Regions from separate parts of the Mus musculus genome. Here region 1 is linked to region 2. A link is a loop called in an ENCODE intact Hi-C map of the cell type or tissue named here. Cell type or tissue: gastrocnemius. All regions are shown on one strand. Links, peaks and the distances in the headings refer to the core of each region. The heading gives the core; the rest is flanking DNA.

What was found. A loop is a pair of places that touch in the nucleus more often than their neighbours do. Peaks named below come from ENCODE experiments on the same cell type or tissue, not always from the same donor. Only the 100,000 strongest peaks of a DNase experiment are listed, where the experiment ranks them.
Region 1: it touches region 2 in a loop (1.8-fold over the local background); 3 of 42 quality-filtered maps call a loop at or near these places.

What each region holds. Positions count from the first base shown.
Region 1 is chr2:31,063,724-31,069,097 of GRCm38, reverse strand. The region is part of intron 6 of Fnbp1 (formin binding protein 1); the gene reads left to right. Among named protein-coding and RNA genes, the nearest start is that of Gm39786, 70 kb to the right of the region's middle. In gastrocnemius, for the core only: no CTCF peak of the experiment used is centred there; DNase peaks (open chromatin) are centred at 1,023, 1,726, 2,002, 2,865 and 1 more place; H3K4me3 peaks cover 270 bases; H3K27ac peaks cover 1,200 bases.
Region 2 is chr2:31,116,561-31,121,934 of GRCm38, reverse strand. All of the region lies in intron 1 of Fnbp1 (formin binding protein 1), which reads left to right. Among named protein-coding and RNA genes, the nearest start is that of Fnbp1, 23 kb to the left of the region's middle. In gastrocnemius, for the core only: no CTCF peak of the experiment used is centred there; DNase peaks (open chromatin) are centred at 1,878 and 2,174; H3K27ac peaks cover 3,068 bases.

The DNA.
Region 1 (5,374 bases), core at 132-5,131, 53 kb after region 2:
CTAGCTACATAGTGAGATATCAGTTTCAAACACCCCATGATGAAAACACTCCTGACTGCTGCAATGGCAGTGTAGAAGCCAGGGGGTGGGGGGGAGCACGGTCTCGTCCTAGGGACCGTGACTCATTACCACGGCGAGTGTGAGCTCACACCAGGACTGTTTCCGGTCTCCTCTCTGGACAGGAGACTGCACAGCCTGTGCAGCTCGCAGAAGCTGCCTTTCTGCTTGAGTTAACAGAGATTTTGAATTCTACTTTGGGTAACTGGGGTACGGGGCAACAGAAAGCCTTTTATAGCCCTGTTTAGCAAGTGAATGGCCTCCGGATGGAGATCCTGGTCTCATTTGCTGTCTTTCTGTTTTGGGTTTTTTTGTTTTGCTTTCTCCTATTTCAATGACTGTGCACCAGAGTAACCCGCAGTCCTGGGACTGGAACTCTGTAAGACTGGAAAGAAAAAAAAAAAAAAAACAACTTGAGGAAATTGCTGGAATAGTTCAGGCATATTTCTTTGGTTAACTTATTTTGAAGTTTTTTCTGTTTTGTGTTTTCACTGCCTCATAATTTATCCCAGACAGACTGCATTGTTTGGCAAGCCCTTGGCCTAGCCGTTCCCAACACCAGCTCCCAGCACTCTGACTGAATAGAAATTGTCTCTTAGTTTTGAAGTTGAAAATGTATTCTAGATGCAACCCTTTGCTGGAAAAGTTCAACAATGCCACTTACACCACCACATGACAGGACAAAGACTGGCTTCTTCTCCCTTGTTCCTGCCCCTCCCCCCTCTGCTGGCTTCACAGAGCCGGTCCTCAGAGGCAAGCTTGCCTCTCCAACCTCTGACTCGGACAAAGGATGATATTCCTTAATAATTCAATTAGGCTATAAATATTGTTCATGCCGGTGGACTAGCATTGAGGTACAGCTCCCCACCCCCACCCCCACCCAGGGTTTCTCTGTGCAGCTCTGGCTGACCTCGCTCTGTAGACCAGGCTGGCAGAGATCCGCCTGTCTCTGGCTCCTGAGTGCTGGGATTAAAGGCATGCACCACACCGCTAGCTTGTGGTACAGCTTGTGTGTGTGTGTGTGTGTGTGTGTGTGTGTGTGTGTGTGTGTGTGTGTGTTAGTAGGTTTGATCCCGGTTGAGTGTGCATTGGGTGTGCTTTAGAAGCTGAAGAGAAAGCTTAAGGACACTTGCTGCTCTTGCAGAGGACTCACCACCCACATCAGGAGGCTCACAACCACCTACAATTCCACCTCCAGGGCATCCGACTCTCTTCTGGCTTCCACAGACAGCTGCACTCACTTGCTCTCCCCCTCACACACACAATTAAAAATAAATCTTAAAATATAGTTTTGACGTCTTTAAAACATTATATAAAGCTATGAAGCTTTCATTTCTTTTCATTAATTTTTTTTCATCATCATTATTATGTTGTTATTCTGAGACATGGTCTCACTGTGTATCCTTGGCTAGCCTGGAACTCACTTTGTAGACCAGGCTAGCCTCAAACTCACCGAGATCCTCTTGCTTCTGCTTCCTGAGTGCTGGGATTAAAGGTGTGTTACACCACACCTAGCCCACATTATTCTTTTTGAACCAGATTGGACATTGGGTTCTGTTTATCTGTTTACTTATTAATGCAGAGACTGATCTAACCCTTGTGCATGCGAAGCAGGCCCTGAGCCAAATTCCAGCCCTAGTTTCCAATTATCAGTTCAAATTACTAGCTGTTGAATAAAGCCAGTGCACTAGCTAGCTCTTTTCTTTTGGCTTGTTGTTTGTTGAGACGGAGTCTCATGATCTTAGTGCCCCCCTCCCCCCGCGCGCGCCGCCGCGCCCCAAATGCTGGGATTGTAGGAGTGGTCCATTCTAGGCCTGGTTTGTAGGGTACCTGTAGTGAACATTTTGGGGCTGGATAGGCAGTTGAGTCCTTAAAGGGTTTGCTTGCCTAGCAGCCCGGATTGCTCTGAGTTGCATGAAGCACAAGCTGCCGTCGCAGCCTGCCTGCAGTCAGGCAAGCCCTGCTGTTCAAGGTCATCTTCAGCTACACAAGGAGCTGGGGGCCAGCCTAGGCAGTCAGGGGGGTCTGCCGCGAAATTAAAAATAAGTAGTCAAATCAATCAAATATGTTCGCAGTTGCTTGCTGGCCGGAGGCTGGCCTAGAGTCATTCTGGCCAGCCCCTAAGTGTCAGCAGATCTAGAGAGCTTTCGCTTTATTGGTTAGGGTATCCTGGGATCATCTGTGGGTTTGTATCTTTTGAGGTAGAAGTGCCTAGAAAACAGGTAATACTGTGCTATGTTACTAACATCCTATCACATGATTAGTATCTGGTGGCCTGTATGTCCTGCTCTCTTTCCTGGCCGCATCAGACAGACAGCAGACAGACAGACAGACTCGGCAGTTGGGATGGGCAGGAATGTGTTACTTTATAAACTACACAAACTCTAAGTTTAATGTTGGCTATAGTGTGCATGTCTGTGATCCCAGCACTCAGGAGACTGAGGCTGGAGGATTGCTGTGAATTTGAGGCCAGTCTGGGATACATAAGGAGCTCCAGGCCAGCTAGAGCTCTGGTGTGAGGTCCTATTTAAATAGAACAAAACAGACAGATAAGAAAAACATCCTGTAAACAAGTTATTTTCAACGACCCCTTGTTGTTGTTGTTGTTGTTGTTGTTGTTGTTGTTGTGGTCATCCCAAGAAAACGAATGCAGGGTGGAGAAAGGCTAACTGACCCCCACTATTACACTTCTGAGTTTACCTTTCTCTTGGCACAAGGAATTTGAGGAGTGCCAGAATCCAGAGACCCTGCTGGATTCCCCAACGGCCTCCCTTGCAGGGAAGTCAGGCCCATCTGCCAGTTCCAGGGACAGACTGCCAAGCACTGCAGGGTCTGAGCAGCCTGAGCCGATGCTCCATGGAGCCCTACCCCAGGCAGGGCGATGAGGGGCAGTGTGAGCTGCCTCTTCTTGCAATGTAAACCCCAGCCCAGGCCTTCCTGACAAACCGACCCATGCAGAGCGACGATGTTGAGAAGCCAGTGCTCGCTCTGACCACTGGGCTTCCTAAGGTGGTCTTTACCAATTGCCCCAAGCCTCAAACTTTTGGTAATAAAAGATAGGGTTTTTATAATTTTCTGGATTTGTTTGGTTTTTCATGACAGGGCTTTTCTGCCTACTCCTGAAACTATAACTGTTCAGACTGTCCTGACATTAGCTCTGTAGACCAGGCTGACCTCAAACACAGACATCCCCCTGCCTCTGCCACCACCCAGCTGGATCTTTATAATTTTTTAAAATTATTTCTTTTCATTGTATGTGTATGAGTGCTTTGCCTACATGTGTGGTCATGGAAGCCAGAAAGAGCATTGAACCCCCTGGAATTGGAGTTAAGGATAACTATGAGCTACTATGTGGGATTCTGGGAACTTGGGTCCTCTGCAAGAGCAGAGAATGGTTTGTGCTTTGAGACAGGATCTCACTATGTAGCCCTAGCGGTCCTGAAATTCACTTAGTACACCAGGCTGGCCTTGAACTCACAGAGATCCCCTACTTCTGCTTCTTGAGTTCTGGGATTAAAAGCATGTGCCACAAGGCCCCTAGCTTGCTTTTATTCCTAATATCCTGTATCAAAGCAAACAAGGCTGTCCCCTTCCCTGGCTGTCACAAGTGCCATGGGACAACAGATGAGAAGATGCAGCTTAGGTTGGTTCTGTCAATCACCAGGAGTTGGTGACAGTACTCAGGGTCATCATGACACAGGAAAAGGCTGAAGTCCTGAGGGTGGCCATGGGCATAAAAAGAGTTCTGATTGATCGGCATTTTTCTGTCTCCAAGACTGTCAAGTCTGGCTGAAGGTCAGTGTACCACTTTTTCAACCTCACTAAAGTCACATGGACGATGGCAAGGCTTCCAACTTGTGGTCTTACCTGAGTGAGGGTCACATGGGCCCTCTGTCGTCCCAGGATGCACTGCAAATGGAACCTAGAGCTGGGAGGAGACTGCCTGTTATACTATCCACCGTGGTCCAAAGCTTTCCCTCGTTATCCTGTGTGTGTGTGTGTGTGTGTGTGTGTGTGTGTGTGTGTGTGTGTGTTCATGACGACAAGTATTGTTGGTTCTCTCCTTTCTTTATGTGAGACCCTGGAATGGACCTCAGGCATCAGGCTTAGCAACAGGCGCCTTTACCCACCGAGCCATCTTGCCAGCCCTTACCCCATGGTTTGGGATTCTGGAAACTCTCAGAGAGAAGTTTCTGCACTTTTGTGGAAGTGCTTGTTTTCCTGCAGTGAGTTGTTGAGATCCTTGAAGGAGTGTTAGTCAATTGGTGAGAGGTGAGAAGAATTTGTAGCCCAGCTCCCTCAATTTTTGAAGGGTTGGTTGTGCGGTGTCCCCTTAGGTGTTGCCATGGAAAGAAATCAAGCCTCTTTTGTTGTTAGGGCTTCGCTGAGTCTCAAAGCTAGAGAGTGCAGTGGTTCTCAACCTTCCTGATGCTTCACCCCTTTAACACAGTGAGTGCCTCATGTTGTGGAGAACCCTAATCGCGAAATTGTTACTCCACAACCATAATTTCGCTGCTGTTATGAGCTGTAATGTAAATATCTGATGTGCGGGCTCTCTGATATTGCACCACTGCTATAGAGGATCAGAACCCATGCATGACTACCAACCAGTGACTGGCTGTGGCTGACCTTCTCTGGTACAAACTGGCTTTGGGAAATACTGGGGATGGCTCCCCTTCTAGCCAGTGAGCAGTTTGTCACATACAACCTACTTTTTTTTTTTTTTTTTTTTTTTTGGTTTTTGGAGACAGGGTTTCTCTGTATAGCCCTGGCTGTCCTGGAACTCACTTTGTAGACCAGGCTGGCCTCGAACTCAGAAATCTGCCTGCCTCTGCCTCTCAAGTGCTGGGACTAAAGGCGTGCACCACCAACGCCCAGCACAACCTACTTTTTAATCACACATCACAATGTGGCCAGAAAAGGACTCTACTGTTTCGTAGAACAAAAGAGGACAGCTGTTCGTGAGGTGCCCCTGTACTTGGAAACCTTTCCAATTTACTTCAAATGCCAAACAACGGGGCAGACTTAATGACATGGGTACACCTTTAACCCCAGATCTCAGGAGGCAAGCAGGCCTCTGAGTTCAAGGCCAGCCTGGTTTATGTAGTAAAATCCTCTCTCTCTTTTTTTTCAATATGTTAGTTTATTCTTGGAGTAAACACTTCTTTTTCTTTCTTTTTTTAAAAAAAGATTTATTTATTATTTATTATGTAAGTACACTGTAGCTGTCTTCTGATGCACCATAAGAGGGTGTCAGATCTGATCACGGGTGATTGTGAGCCACCATGTGGTTGCTGGGAATTGAACTCAGGACCTT
Region 2 (5,374 bases), core at 129-5,128:
AATATAATATAATATAATATAATATAATATAATATAATATAATGTTGAGAGACAAGCCAGGCCAGGCATGTTCACATTCCTGTAATTCTATCTTGGGAGGTAGAGACAGGATTTCCAGGGCAAGCTGGTTAACAAGAACAGCAAAATCATTAAGCTTTGTGTTCAACAAAAGACCCTGCCTCAGTAAAAATAAAGTCCCAAGTAGTAAGCGGTCAGGGGAGATAGCTGATGCTAACCTCTGACCTCCACTTTCATTTACACACACATACATGCACACACACACACATACACACATACAAGACAGCTTGGCCTGGGGCATTTTGGTTGTGGCTGTAATGTCAAAGGGCTAATCTGAGACACTCCTCTGTCTTCAGAAATTTAAGAGCCAAGGTGAATGCTGCAGGAGACAGCTGATCTTCAGCTGGAGGCGGAGTCCGGGGAGTTCCTCCCAGGCGCTAGAAGGACTATGGCCCTGTTTAGGGCCCTGTTTAATGAACTGCAGAGGACTCTTGTTGCTAGACTCTGTTGCTAAATAGGTTGGAAGGGCTGAGCTGATGCTATTTAAGAATACACATGGATGGAGCTGGACGAAGGGAAAGGAATTCCTCTCCATGGAAGTTAAGTTCTATCAAAGCAGCTGTTAATTGATCTACTACTACTACTACTACTAAAACCAGCATGGGGGATGGGAGCTAAAGCTCAGATAATGGCGTTCACTGTATGGCATGTGTGGTATGTCCGGGATTGACATTTTTCTGCCTTATTGTAATTACAGTGCTTGGCCGAGTAGACCTCTGGTTCTGTTTTAAAACCACTACAGTTAGATGGACTAGGCACGCCACACAGTTTGCCTGTGGTCCAGGTCAATTCCACAAACACATTATTGTGTTTGGGTGGGCAGGGTGCTGTGGGAACCCACAGGGAACCTCTCTTCAGATTCTCCAAGATGAGATTTCTAGAAATGGCTATCATGGTTTTCACTATCTAGAATCCATCTATTCTGAATGTCTAGTTTTATTTTATTTTTTTTTTTTTAAAGATTTATTTATTTATTATTATATGTAAGTACACTGTAGCTGTCTTCAGACACACCAGAAGCAGACACACCAGAAGAGGGAGTCAGATCTTGTTACGGATGGTTGTGAGCCACCATGTGGTTGCTGGGATTTGAACTCTGGACCTTCGGAAGAGCAGTCGGGTGCTCTTACCCACTGAGCCATCTCACCAGCCCCTAGTTTTATGTTATATCAGAAATAGACTGGGGAAAATAGCCTGTAGTTTGATGTGATTTTTGGAGGTCCTTATTTTGGGCTTCTTGTCATTTTCGTCTGATTTTCCTTGCTGAGGATCAAACCTGAGACCTCTCAGAGGCTGGAAAGTACTCTACCCAACCTGCTTAGTGCTTTTCTATTTTTATTTTTTAGATTGTTATTATTTTATCTCATGTTTTTGAGGCAAGGTCTCATGTTGCCCAAGCTAGCCTTGAACTTGTTAAGTAGCTAAAGATTGCCTCGAGCTCCTGATCCCCCCCCCCCCGCCCCCCAGCCCCCAAGTATTAGCATTATAGGCTGCAGGTCCTCTGCAAGAGCAGCCAGTGCTCAGAACTCCCCTTCGCTATCTCCCTAGCCCAGCAGATCCCTTCTCATCGAACCCAATCACCCTCTGACCGCTTCTGTAGCAGGCTTTCCTTTTCCTCTCTGCTCTCGCAAACAGTGCCCCTTGAACACAGCAACACAATCATTTTAACATTTCTGTTTCCGACACACTTACACTGGCCCGCACCACCATGAAACTCAAGCGCGGAGAACTGAGCTAGCTGTACCACAGGTTACCCGTGGGCACAGCGACTGGGGTGCCCTGCCAGCTCAGCAGGGGTGCGGTCCAGCTGGAGCAGCGGTTTCCCTGCACTCCCTCTGAATGCCTTACCAGACTCGCAGGAGATGAATGCTCTAGGACTTTGAAACGCTGCCATCTTTTCAAGTGGCAGGCCGCTTTTAGCCCTTCATCCCTGGGCTACAGGAACACCAAGAGAATACAAACTAGGATGGGTGGTGGATGCTGGTTCAGTCAGACAGACTCAGGGCGGATGTCCTCTGTTAGGGAAACTAACTCAAAGTACTACCAGATACGCATGGATTTCCACTTGTTTATAGGAAAGCAGCTCATCTGACCTTGCTCCCCTGGTGGGCACGGCTCCCTGACTTCTATCTCCAGCATCATGGAAAATGGGCATGGGGCCACACAACTAAATCTCTTTAAGAACAAAAACCAACAGCAGTAAGACCCCCATGGGTAGCTATTGATTATGTGGCTGAGGGGACCTTGAACCCACAGTTCTCCTCTATCTCTCCAGTGCTGGAACTACAGGCCTGCTCCGCCATGTCTGGTTTTATGGGGTGCTAAGGACTGAACTGAAAACTTTGTGGCTGCTGGTCAAGCATCTCCCAGGCCACAGAGTATCTGTCTTTTGTTTGCGAGTTTACATTTTATTTTATGTATGGATGTCCTTTGTGGGTGTGTGTAGAGGTCAGAAGAAAACTTGTGGGAATTGGTTCTCCCCTTCTACCACGTGGGTCTTGGGATTGAACTCGGGTCATTAGGCTTGGCAGTGAGTTCCTTAGCCTGCTGGGCCATCTTGCAGGTCCCCAAAGTACCTATTTGGATGTATTGTTGATGTACGGTTGGCATGGGAATGAACGAGTCATTCTGCCTTGGGGACAGAGTCACCCCACTGGTGTGGCTTGTATCACACAGGCATTGATTCACAGGGCTTCCCCTCTTAGTATTCAGATTGGGAACTTCGATGAAAACCACAGCCCAGCAGCCTCACTCCCTGAATCTCGATAGCAGTTGGGGTTTTTGGTTTTTTGTTTTATTTTGTTTTTGTTTTTAAAATCTATTGAGGTCTTGTGAAAACAGTCCCATGTTTGTATAGATGAAGTCAGTAATGTGCCCATCTGACCACTTGAAAATCTTGAGGTTTCTTCTGTTTGTCAGGCCACCCCCCTCAAAGACCAAAATGAACAACAAAAATAAGCCTGTGGGGTAACTCACTTCCTTCCAGTTAATACCAGCCAAGTCAGAATTTTTAAGGCAGATTTGGGTTCCAGATGGAGCAGCCGTGGTTATCTGATTGGAAATCTCGCTCACTGATTTGTGCTAAATATCAGAGCAAATTACAAGACTGGCCATAAAAAATGATTTATTGAAACAGGATCTCCTCTCTGTGGAATCCTGACTGTTCTGGAACTTCCCTATAATTCCCGCACTTGGGAAGCAGAGGCAGGCGGATCTCTGAGTTCGAGCCAGCCTGGTCTACAGAGTGAGTTCCAGCACAACCAGGGCTACAGAAACATGCCTCAAAAAAAAAAAAAACAAAAAAACAAAAAAACAAAAAAACAAAATGAAACACCAGCCCAAAAAAAAAAAAAAAAAGTGACCTAAAATGCTTCTTAAATCATGCCACAGATGTGACCTACATTCGGAGTCACTGTCAAACCCAGGAAGGCCATGTATGAAAACAATTCAGAAAGTCTCCCTAGCTGCCAGCTCCTGTTGGCTTTTCTCTGGGGAAAAAAATGGAACAGTTTGACTCACCCCTGCCTCCCTAGAAGAGGATGACTAAGAACTTTTGATTCAAGCCTGGTAGTGGTGGCACACGACTTTAATCCTAGCACTTGGGAGGCAGAGGCAGGCAGATTTCTGAGTTCGAGGCCAGTCTGGTCTACAGAGTGAGTTCCAGGACAGCCAGGGCTACACAGAGAAACCCTGTCTCCAAAAAAAAACAAAAAAACAAAACAAAACAAACAAACAAAAAGAACTTTTGATTCTCCCAGCTCCACATGCCTGGTCCTAGGATTATGGGCTTTGGCACCCAGGCTATGAAACACTGGGATGGGGCCCAGGGCTCTTTGTGTGCTACACAAGCACTCTAGAACCTGAAGCACTTCCTCAACCCTCGATTGGCATGTGTGTGTGTATTAGGGTTTCACCACCGTGAACAGACACCATGACCAAGGCAAGTCTTATAAGGACAACATTTAATTGGGGCTGGCTTATAGGTTCAGAGGTTCAGTCCATTATCATCAAGGTGGGAACATGGCAGCATCCAGGCTTGCATGGTGCAGGAGGAACTGAGAGTTCAACATCTTCACCTGAAGGCCGCTAGGAAAAGACTGGCTCTCACATGGTTAGGAGGAGGGTCTCACTGCCTACCCCCACAGTGACACACTTTCTCCAACAAGACCACACCTCCTAATAGTGTCACTCTCCAGGCCAAGCATATTCGTGTGTGTGTATGGGAACATGTGTTTATGAAACTGCACACCCATATGAACACATGAAGGACCAAGGAAGATATTGGTTATCTTGCTCTAAAACTCTGCCTCATCATCTCAGGGCAGGGCCTCAGTGAACCTGGAGCTTGCTGTTTTCCAGCAAGGCTAGCAGCCAGCCAGGAAGCCCAGCAGCCATCCTAACCCCCTACCACACACCTCAGGGTTGGGGTACCAGGGACACATGCAGTGGCCCTGCTTCACGTTCCACTCAGTGATGGGGCTCCAAGCTCGGTTCCCATGCTTGCTGTGCAAGCACTCGGAGCCACTGAGCCATCTCCCCAGCTCTGGTCAACTTTTACACAAGGATTTATTTGGTTTTGTGGACAGTTTCCTCCTGGCTGGCCTTGAACTCGAATATCTGCCTGCCTCTGCCTCTTGATTGCTGGGACTAAAGGTGTGTGTTTAGGAATTTTCAGCATGGAAATAACTTCTTGATGCCTACCTTCAAAGAAAGCCACGAAGACATGAAATTAGAAAGGAGGCGGTGCTTCGGAGGATGGTGTGTTGCCAGGCAGCTAGTGTCTGTCCATCATCTGCCCTATTCACAACTGTCATGTCCAAGGACCAGGAGATAGCTCAGTGGATAACTTTCTTCATAAGCTAGATGCTCTGGATTCTAAGGATAGTTTCCTGTATTCCCAACTAGCCTTGAACATTTATGTCTGCCACACGTGCTTGCCTGGTACCTGTGGAGGCCAGAAGAGCACATCGAATTCCCTGGAACTAGAGTTACCCATGGCTGATGGCTGAGAGCTGCCACTTGGGTGCTGGGAATCAGACCTGGGACCTCTGGTAGGGCCTCGGGTGCTTTTAACCGCTGAGACCATGACTTTGAAGTGCTGACCCTTCTCTCTCCACCTCCCAGTGCTAGGAATACCACCACAGCTGGATTATGCAGTGCAGAGGATGGAACCCAGGGCTTTGTGCATGCTAGGCCAGTGCTCCACTGACTGAGCCACATCCCCCGCCCCATGAGTTAGATGTTTACTAGCTTCTCAAGAGCAGCAGACTTTCATTGATGACAGTTGCAGTCTTCT